2 separate regions of the Homo sapiens genome follow, and region 1 is linked to region 2. A link is a contact called in ENCODE Hi-C or POLR2A ChIA-PET data. All regions are on one chromosome and are shown on one strand. Each heading gives the region's core, a stretch centred on a gene start or an enhancer-like site at or near the end of the contact. The rest is flanking DNA. Distances are from core to core; before and after follow the strand shown.

The links. Hi-C counts contacts between places; a loop is a spot of excess contacts on that map. ChIA-PET counts read pairs that join two places held with the same protein, here RNA polymerase II (POLR2A). Pooled maps may share reads with other maps.
Region 1: a loop to region 2 is called in a pooled map, with 2.7 times the contacts of the local background. The contact joins two enhancer-like sites. A Hi-C loop is called at or near these places in 1 of 37 single-sample maps with no recorded cell type and 2 of 50 pooled maps. POLR2A ChIA-PET finds 5 or more read pairs at or near these places in 9 of 52 experiments (AG04449, B cell, GM10248 and 6 more).

What each region holds. Positions count from the first base shown.
Region 1 is chr3:129,460,026-129,464,144 of GRCh38, forward strand. IFT122 (intraflagellar transport 122) reads left to right here. Exons shown (of 30, transcript NM_052989.3): 5 at 1,203-1,279; 6 at 3,535-3,601. Among named protein-coding and RNA genes, the nearest start is that of IFT122, 22 kb to the left of the region's middle. Within about 2 kb of position 1,251, at least 8 of the 41 ENCODE cell types and tissues checked have a DNase peak (open chromatin) inside an H3K27ac peak, as active enhancers do.
Region 2 is chr3:129,411,148-129,415,732 of GRCh38, forward strand. EFCAB12 (EF-hand calcium binding domain 12) reads right to left here. Exons shown (of 9, transcript NM_207307.3): 4 at 4,098-4,254; 5 at 11-207. Among named protein-coding and RNA genes, the nearest start is that of EFCAB12, 15 kb to the right of the region's middle. RefSeq lists an enhancer at 1-136. Within about 2 kb of position 1,889, at least 6 of the 41 ENCODE cell types and tissues checked have a DNase peak (open chromatin) inside an H3K27ac peak, as active enhancers do.

The DNA.
Region 1 (4,119 bases), core at 1-2,500, 48 kb after region 2:
AGATACGAGCCACTGCACCTGGCCTCTTTTCAATTGTGGTAAAATATACATGACATAAAATTTATCATATTAACTACTTTTTAAGTTTACAGTTTAATGTTAAATACATTTACATTGTTGTGCAACCAATCTCCCAAACTCTTTTATCCTGCTAAACTAAAATTCTATATCCTTCAAATACCTACTCACCCTTCTCTCCTACCCCCAGCCCCTGAAAACCAGCATTCTACTTTCTGTCTCTCTGAGTTTGACTGCTTTACATACCTCATATAAGTAGAGTCATACAATGTTTGTTCTTTTGTGGCTGAGTTATTTCATTTCACGTAATGTCCTCAAGGCTCATCTGTGTTGTAGCATGTGTCAGAATTTACTTTCTGTGTTGTAGCATGTGTCAGAATTTACTTCCTTTTTTTTCTTTATTATTATTTTTTTTTATGAAGACGAGGTCTCACTATGACTCCTGAGCTCAAGCAATCCTTCTCCCTTGGCCGCCCAAACTGCTGGGATTACAGGTGTGAGCCACTGGGCTCAGCTTCCTTCCTTTTTAAGTCTGAATATTATTCCATTGTATATATAGACCACATTTTCTTTATCCATTCATCTGTTGATGGACACTTGTGTTGCTTCTGCTTCTTAGCTATTATGAATAATGCTGCTATGAACATGGGTGTACAAATCAACAAACAATTTTTGAAGGAATGAATGAATGAGTGAAGTTGTAAGTAAAGTATTACCCACAAGTGAAGGACTAAAACGGGTTGAGACGCCTTGCATGGTACATGATTTGCTCAGCTTTCATTGTTGTCTAAGGATTTGTCATGTTTCCAGATCTTGGTCTGTGATGTCTTCATTGCACCTCCATCTTCCATTTCTGGGCCTCCACAAAACAGTAAGAGTAACAGCCACAGATAAAGCACCTAAAGGCCAAGGTGGGAGGATTGATTGCTTGAGGCCAAGCGTTCAAAACCAACCTGGCCAAAAGTGAGTCCCCATCTCTACAAATAAGAAAACAGTGGGTGAGGAGAAGGAGAATTAATTCTTTAGGAGTAGGAGAATTAATTTCTGTGCTTTTTGTTGGTCACTTGCAGAAGAGCATGTGGTCTAAAGTCAGAGGCTGTGGGCTCATTATTAAAATCTTCAGTTGTAGCCACTGAAATCTTTGTGGTTTGCTGCATAGTAATCTACAGTTGTTTACTTCCCAGGCACAATGATGCTATACAATGTGTCTCCTACAATCCTATTACTCATCAACTGGCATCTTGTTCCTCCAGTGACTTTGGTACGTTCTGATTCCTGATGTCCTGTCCTGGAATAACTGAAAATCTGGGCTAAAAATGCTAAAATGCATTCAGAATATGGTGATTTTATCCTGAGAGAGTTAATACTACTTCTCTACCTTCAATGGCTGAGGGGAGGCTGACAGTTATTCTTTAAATTGTGTGGAAACCAAGACAGTGAATGGTGACCTTTACTCTGGTAAGACATCAGAGACTACAGGAAGGGCCCCAGCAAAGGAAATGGTAACAAGATTGGGAGGGCACAGGCATAACTTGGTGTTGCTGCCTTTGGGAAGCCTTCCCTTGGTGTTGCTGCCTCTGGGAAGCCTTCCCTGACTCACCCTGGCAGAGACAGTGCAGTTGTCCTCACCTTTGTATTGACCCACATCTATGTTTATGTGAAATTCTTCACTGTTGCGGTTCTACTTCTTGTGCAATTTGTCGTCATTACTGGTTTAGGTGGCTGTAGCTGTCCTCCCTGAGGGGCTGAACACCTTGAGGAGTTCATCCTGGCCACGGTCCCGTGCCAGCATTACAGCACTGGTGTAGTACTGGCACAAAAGAGGTGTCAGTAAAATGTCTGTGGAGGGAGGAAGGGAGTGAAATTGGGCAGAGGCTTGTAGGTTATTTCCATTAATGGTTGATTCTGTTTTCAGCTCTATCAGTCTGTGTTCGTTGCTAGTGGATACAATGAAGTCACTAGATGAGGAGTCAGAGGCCTAATCCCTCTCAGTGTTCCAGTTCCCTTATCTAAAAGGAGCATGCTACTCACTGTGTCTCACTGATACGGTTCTGGTTCTGAGGTTCAAAAGAGAGAATGGAATTGAAAGCCAATTGTATAAATACATGGAGAAAGGCCTGTCATTTGTTTAACATATTTTATAGCATTTTCTTCATGTGAAGCACTGGTCTGTGTGCTTACACTGGAATATTAAAAAGGCAAAATAGAATCCCTACCCTCAAGGAGCTTGTGGTCTTAGGAGAAGGTGGGATTAAAAAAAATATAATATTAAGTACTAGTATTTATTGAATGCTTGCAGTGTGCTAGGCACTGTTCTAAGGATTAGAAATGAATTTCTATTTGAGCTTTATGACAGCCCCTGAGGTGTCAGGTATTATTCTCATTCCCACCCTACTGATGAAAAAGAGGTAGAGGTCCCTTAGCTAGTAAGTGGAGGAACCAGGGCTTGGACTTTAGACCAGGTGATTGCATACAGAGCCTGCTCTGCTAAGCACTGCTGAAGGAGGCCCAGGAGGAAGGAGTTTCTTCCAGCTTGGGGCTCCAGGCAGGCTTAGTGGAACACAGATAACATGTGCACACGTCAAAATGTTTGGAGGAAGCGTTCTGGACCAGGGGAAAGGCAAAAAATAACTTGTTTGATGTTGCACTTGGCCATGTATTTGTGCACTGGAGTTACCTTCTTGATTGTACTTCGCAACTTGGCAAATAGAAGAATTTGCTTATGTTGTCTAGACATACACTTGCTATGAGGCACTGAGCCAGGGCATCTGGGACAGGGGGGAGCAAGCCTTAGGTGACCAGTGTGCCATGGGAGAGGCACAGCTCAGATAGAGTCATGTGTTGTGATTGAGACCTATGAAAGAAAACTAGATTTTCAGAAAGCATCATTGTTATTTTAAATGCTAGGTTATACTCTGGTTGCAGTGTCAAAGTTATAAACAATGAAACTGTCATTTCTTTGAGAGTCAAATCCCTGAAAAGTTGGCTAGAACTTTACCAATCTATTTTATTTTTCTTCTGAAAGAATGATAGATTCATAGTAAGTTACAAAGATGGTACCAAGAAGTCTATGTACTTTTCATCCAGTTTCCCCCAGTGGATCCATCTTATGTAACTATTATACAATATCAAGACCAGGAAACTGAGACTGGCACAAAGTGTGTATATTATATAGTTCTGTTGTTTTATCGCATGTGTAGATTGCCATCAGCGTGACACAGAACTAAGCCATCACCATGCAGTTACCACTTAGTGTCATATCTACTCACCTTACCTCCAGTTATCTCCAAACCCTGGTAACCACAAATCTGTTCTCCATTTCTATAATTTTGTCATTCAAGAATGTTATATAAATGGAATCGTACAGTATATGACCTTTTGAGATTATGTTTTTTCATTCAGCATAAAATCCTGGAGATCCATCTAAGTTGTTGTATGTTTCAATTATTTGTTCCTTTTTATTGCTGGGTAGTATTCCAACCAATCCATCTTCTTTTATATTATTGTGCATTGAAGGGTTGTGGTCTCCTGAACAGAAGTCTGTCTCCAAACACAAATCAAGCAGCAAGATCATCTGCTGCAGGTAAGTGCAGCTCTGACGATAAGATTTATGTTCCTTCATCTTCCACACAGACTCTCAAAATCCAATTATTTCATGCAGCAGAGAAGGTCTTGTGTTAGGTAGTTGGTTTAGGCCCCTGTATTTCCTTTTTTCTTCTTTCTTCGTCTCCTCGATGGGAAAGACTTGTGCCTTTGATCATGAAGCAAAAGAGAACTACAAGTTGCCTTCATGCAGTTACTTAGCAACAAGCCTCAACATCCAGCTATACTGAGTGGAGGCTTGTTGAAAATGTGAGGCTGTCATTGTCCAGGCAGCATGTGTGGGGAAGAAAGCTTTCCCTCCCACACTTTGATGCTAGACCTGAATTAGAATCCAGAATCTCTCATTGACAGGCCATGTGACCTCAGGAAAGTTACTAAATCTTTCTGAGCTGGAGCTTTACGTTCCTCATCTGACAGATAGGGATAAAAATACTGACTTGACGAGATTGTTGTGAAATGCACACAAACTCATGAGTGTAAAGCGTGCAGGACAGTACC
Region 2 (4,585 bases), core at 639-3,138:
GGCGAGGTACCTTGTGCTGTCGCTGCCGCTCGCGGTACCGCTTGCCCACTTCCTCCATCTCCTCCAGGGTCATGGGCCGCGTCTCCATCTGCGTGTCGACTGCAGGCACCGTCAGTAGGTCCACTTTGGGAAGCTGTGGGGCTGAATCCACCTCCTGCTTCTTGAGCGGACCCTTCAGGGAATCTCTGTGCTTGGCCAAGATATAATCTGGAGTCAGAGGGAAGAGATGAAGGAAGGAGGGACTAAGAGGGTGCCCAGCCACGGAACCTGCCAAGCAGTTATCCAGTGTCACCCAGCAGGCACCAGGCCACCCCTCCGCTCCCTTCCCACACGTCTGGGCAGTGCCCACCTAAGCCACCTAAGCTGTACCTTAGATGTGGCCCTCCTCTCCATCTCCACTAATGGCGTCCCTTACTGCACCAACCCCAGCCCTCTGGTTGCCATTCTCGTCCTGTCACCCTGTCTCACCAAGCAGCAAATAGGATCTTTAAAAAATATAGAGTATAGCCAGGCGCGGTGGCTCACGCCAGTAATCCCAGCACTTTGGGAGGCCGAGGAGGGCGGATCATGAAGTCAGGAGATCGAGACCATCCTGGCTAACACTGTGAAACCCCGTCTCTACTAAAAATACAAAAAATTAGCCGGGCATGGTGGCACGTGCCTGTAGTCCCAGCTATTCGGGAGGCTGAGGCAGAATTGCTTTAACCTGGGACCTGGAGGTTGCAGTGAGCCGAGATCGTGCCACTGCACTCCAGCCTGGGTGACACGGTGAGACTCCCTCTCAAAAACAAACAAACAAAAAATATAGAGCAGGGTACTTTGGGAGGCTGAGGCGAGTGGATCAGCTGAGGTCAGTAGTTCAAGACCAGCCTGACCAATATGGTGAAACCCCATCTCTACTAAAAATACAAAAATTAGCCGGGTGCAGTGGTGTGCACCTGTAGTAGTTACTTGGGAGGCTGAGACAGGAGAATTGCTTGAACCCGGGAGGTGGAGGTTGCAGTGAGAAGAGATCACACCACTGCACTCAAACCTGGATGGCAGAGCAAGACTCCATCCCCCCCCAAAAATATATATACACATATATAAAGCAGGGTGCAGTGGCACGCCTGTGGTTCTAGCTACTCAGGAAGCTGAAGTGGGAGGATTGCTTATGCCCAGGAATTTGAGGCTGCAGTAAGCTATGATCACACCTGTGAATAGCCACTTCACTCCAGCCTAGGCAACATAAGGAGACCCCATTGCATGAGTCTCCTTATGTTGGATATGTGTAGATGGATGGATAGATAGATAGATAGATAGATAGATAGATAGATAGATAGATAGATAGACAGACTGACCGACCGACCAGATCGCCTCATTCCCTTGGCTTCCCACAGCATTTAGACCAAAACCCAGAGTCCTCTCCCTGGGCTACAAGGCCCTGCTGTACCATCTGGCCTCAGCTGCCTTCCCACCTGGTCCATGGCATACCATTCACCCTTCACCCATTCCACCCAGCCACCCTGACCACCTTCTGTCTCTTGCAAGCTATCCTACCCCAGGGCCTTTGCCTTCACAGTTCTATCTGCCTAGATTGTGCTTCCCCCAAGACTAGTTCCTGTCAATCACTCAGATGTCAGCTCCAATGTCTGCTTCTCAGAGAGGCCGTCCCTGACCACCAGCCCTTTAGGTGCAAGCTCATCGAAAGCTGGGGCTTTGGCTGGCCCACTGCTGTGTTCCCAGTTTCTAGAAGTGGCACATAGTAGTTGCTCAACAAAGATTCCAATGAATGAAAGAATCCCATTGTCCCTGCCCTGGTTCAGACCTTCATCGTCTCAAGCTGAAATAATATCCTGACCTTACCACCTTCTATTGAGGCTGTGAACAAGTGGCTCAGCCTCTCTGAGCTCCAGCTTCCTCCTCGTAAAGCAGGAATAGCAATCCTGACCTCTGCGGACATAAAGGATAAACTGAGATCATTCTGCAAGAATGAAGAAGAGCTACTGCAAGAAGAACTACTGGAAGAAGGCACCCCTGCCAAGACGCTCAAACTCTTGCCTCTTTAGACAAAGTGAGAGACACCCGGACAGAGCAGGAGCACCGTCATCTGGGACAAACACCGCCACTTTAAGTTCCAGCTCCCTTTCTAGCCTCATGCATTTCAAGGAAATCACTTCTCTTCTAACTATAAGCAGCCAGAAAGAGCAGACAGTAAAACACAGACAAGACAGCTCAGGCACAGAGGGAGGTCGGGGGAAAGTCTCTTGGGTGACTGCCAAACTTCACCCTCATACAATGGGCCCCAGTAAAACTGTGGGCCTTAATAAGCACATTCCTTTCCCTTCAGGTGCACTAAGATAGGGAAGCTAAAAGCAGACTTGGGGGATATGCCTGCAGCTGCAGAAAGATGTATGGAAACAGACACGCAACTCTGCCTCCCAGATAAACACAACAAAGAGACAGAGAAGCAGTCCAAGCCTCTGATAAACTCTTCCACTGTGAATCCTTAAAAACTCTTAGTCTGTAAGAGAATGTGGCTCTGACCTAACTCAGCCAGCAGCCCCTCTCAGGTTTGTTTTCTCTAAAATAAACCTGTCTTTGACTATTGAGCCACCTTTCCTGTTTCTTTCCTCTTTCTTTAATTCTTACACACCCCAGTCTACCTATCTTACCCACTATTGCTCACCAGGGAAAAAGAACTCAGTGATGACGCCAAAGTAGCACCATGAGAGCAAAGGTCTGCTGCTTGGCTTTGTGTTTACTTACTGGGAAATAACAGGACCCAAAATATCTCTGCTGCGAATATGCATCACAGCACACTGTGGTCATTGAAATGACTCACAGCCAGCTACACAGATAATGATAAGCTTGGTAATTTATAACAAAAAGGCACAAAGAGTATCAGAGGGAAAGCAGCCCAACTTGAGGTGACCTTAAAAATGTGCTGGACATAAAGGAGATTACTACTGTTGGGGTGGTGACACATGCAGGAGCGACTGTTGGGGTGCTGAGCTTCCCTGAGCTCTGAGAGAGGCAGAGACCCTGCTTGGGAGGTGATAGTTTCTCTGCAGGGCAGCTGGTTGAGACTGGACATTGAAAATCTCCTGGAGGACTGAGGAATGGATGCTCTGAGCTGCCTGCTGTCCCCAAATGAGCCACTCCAGTGAGGATGCTGAGTAACTCCTCTTGGTGTGACTGTAAACTCCAACGGCCTCACCCCAGATCTTTACCATTGTTAGGAAACCCCTCCACTGCCTCCTCCAGGGCTCCTGTGTGACTCAGGGAGGACAAGGAAGCCCCAAACATGCATGAGATTAAGTTCCTGCCAACCTGGTAGATGGGAACAGAGCAAGATTTGTTTCATTTAGAAAAACAAAGCTGTGGCTATGTTTGGGAAGGGTGCTAGAATGGGTGGGTGGTTGTAATGGTTCTTTTTTGTTTGTTTGTTTACTACAAGAATGGTACTAAGATATAAAGAAATATTATACAATGCACCTTTGTGTTGTAGAGTAAATTCACAGCCAGAGCTTTAGCAAGTCCATTTCTAATTTGCCTCTGTGCCTTGTCTGGACAGATGTGGCCCCACAAATGTATTGCTTGGCAGATGGAACTTGAGCCATGTACAACCTTTACAACTGTTGACAGCAACCCTGCCATAATACCCCTGATAGCAGAATACCAAAATACACTTTCCAGTAAACTGTAAACATGTGCTAATTCTGGTTCTGAACAAGAATTTTATCAATAAGCTATGGATTAATAGTGAGGAGGCCTTGGACCCACACACACATAAATGTCTCTGGAAAGGCTTGCCATTTGGGTCAGTTCTCAGCCTCTCAGGTGGGCTCTGGTGGGCTGAGTATCCTCCTCTAAGAACAAGGGCTGGGACTCATTTGTCTTTGAATGGACACAGTGGTAGCTGGGCACTCAAGGGAATATCTACTCCTTAGTTAATCTCTGGGCCTGAAAATTTCCAGAGGCTTGGCCAAACCACAGTCGGCCAAAACTGGGGAACACACTGAGGAAGTGAGTTTGGAGGAGAGGCCAAGGCTGCCTGCACCATGCTTGCTCCCAGGACGGGGAGGTGGAGGCACAGGATGGGGAGGGGTACGCACGCTCCCTTGCAGTGGCCAGGCTGCTCCTTTGCTGAGCCATAGACCACTGCTTGTAGGTATTGGCCAGGATATCCATGGTGATGGTGTTGTGCTTCCCAAGAGAGCTGAGGTAGATCACTATATCCTCCACCTCTTGGTTCTTCAGAGGGACTCCGACCTGAGGAGAGAGAAGACCTTCAGACTAGCAGGCTCCCATCCAAACATCCTGCTCTGATGGCCAAGGCCTTACCAGCCTCCTCAGACCCCCATCCTGCTTCCAGTTTCATCCTCAACCACTCCCTACTATACCCAAGGTCCCTGCTGCAGCTCAGAGCCCTTTCCCGGTCCTTGAATGAACTCTGCACTTTGTTACCTTTGCCTTTGCTCAGGCAGTTCCCCTTCTCTGCCTGAAAAACTCCTATCCCTCCTTCAAAGTCCAGTCCAGATGTCACCATCTTTATAGAGTGGGTTTCTTCTTCCTCTAGGGTCCCACCCCACTTCCTACCAGT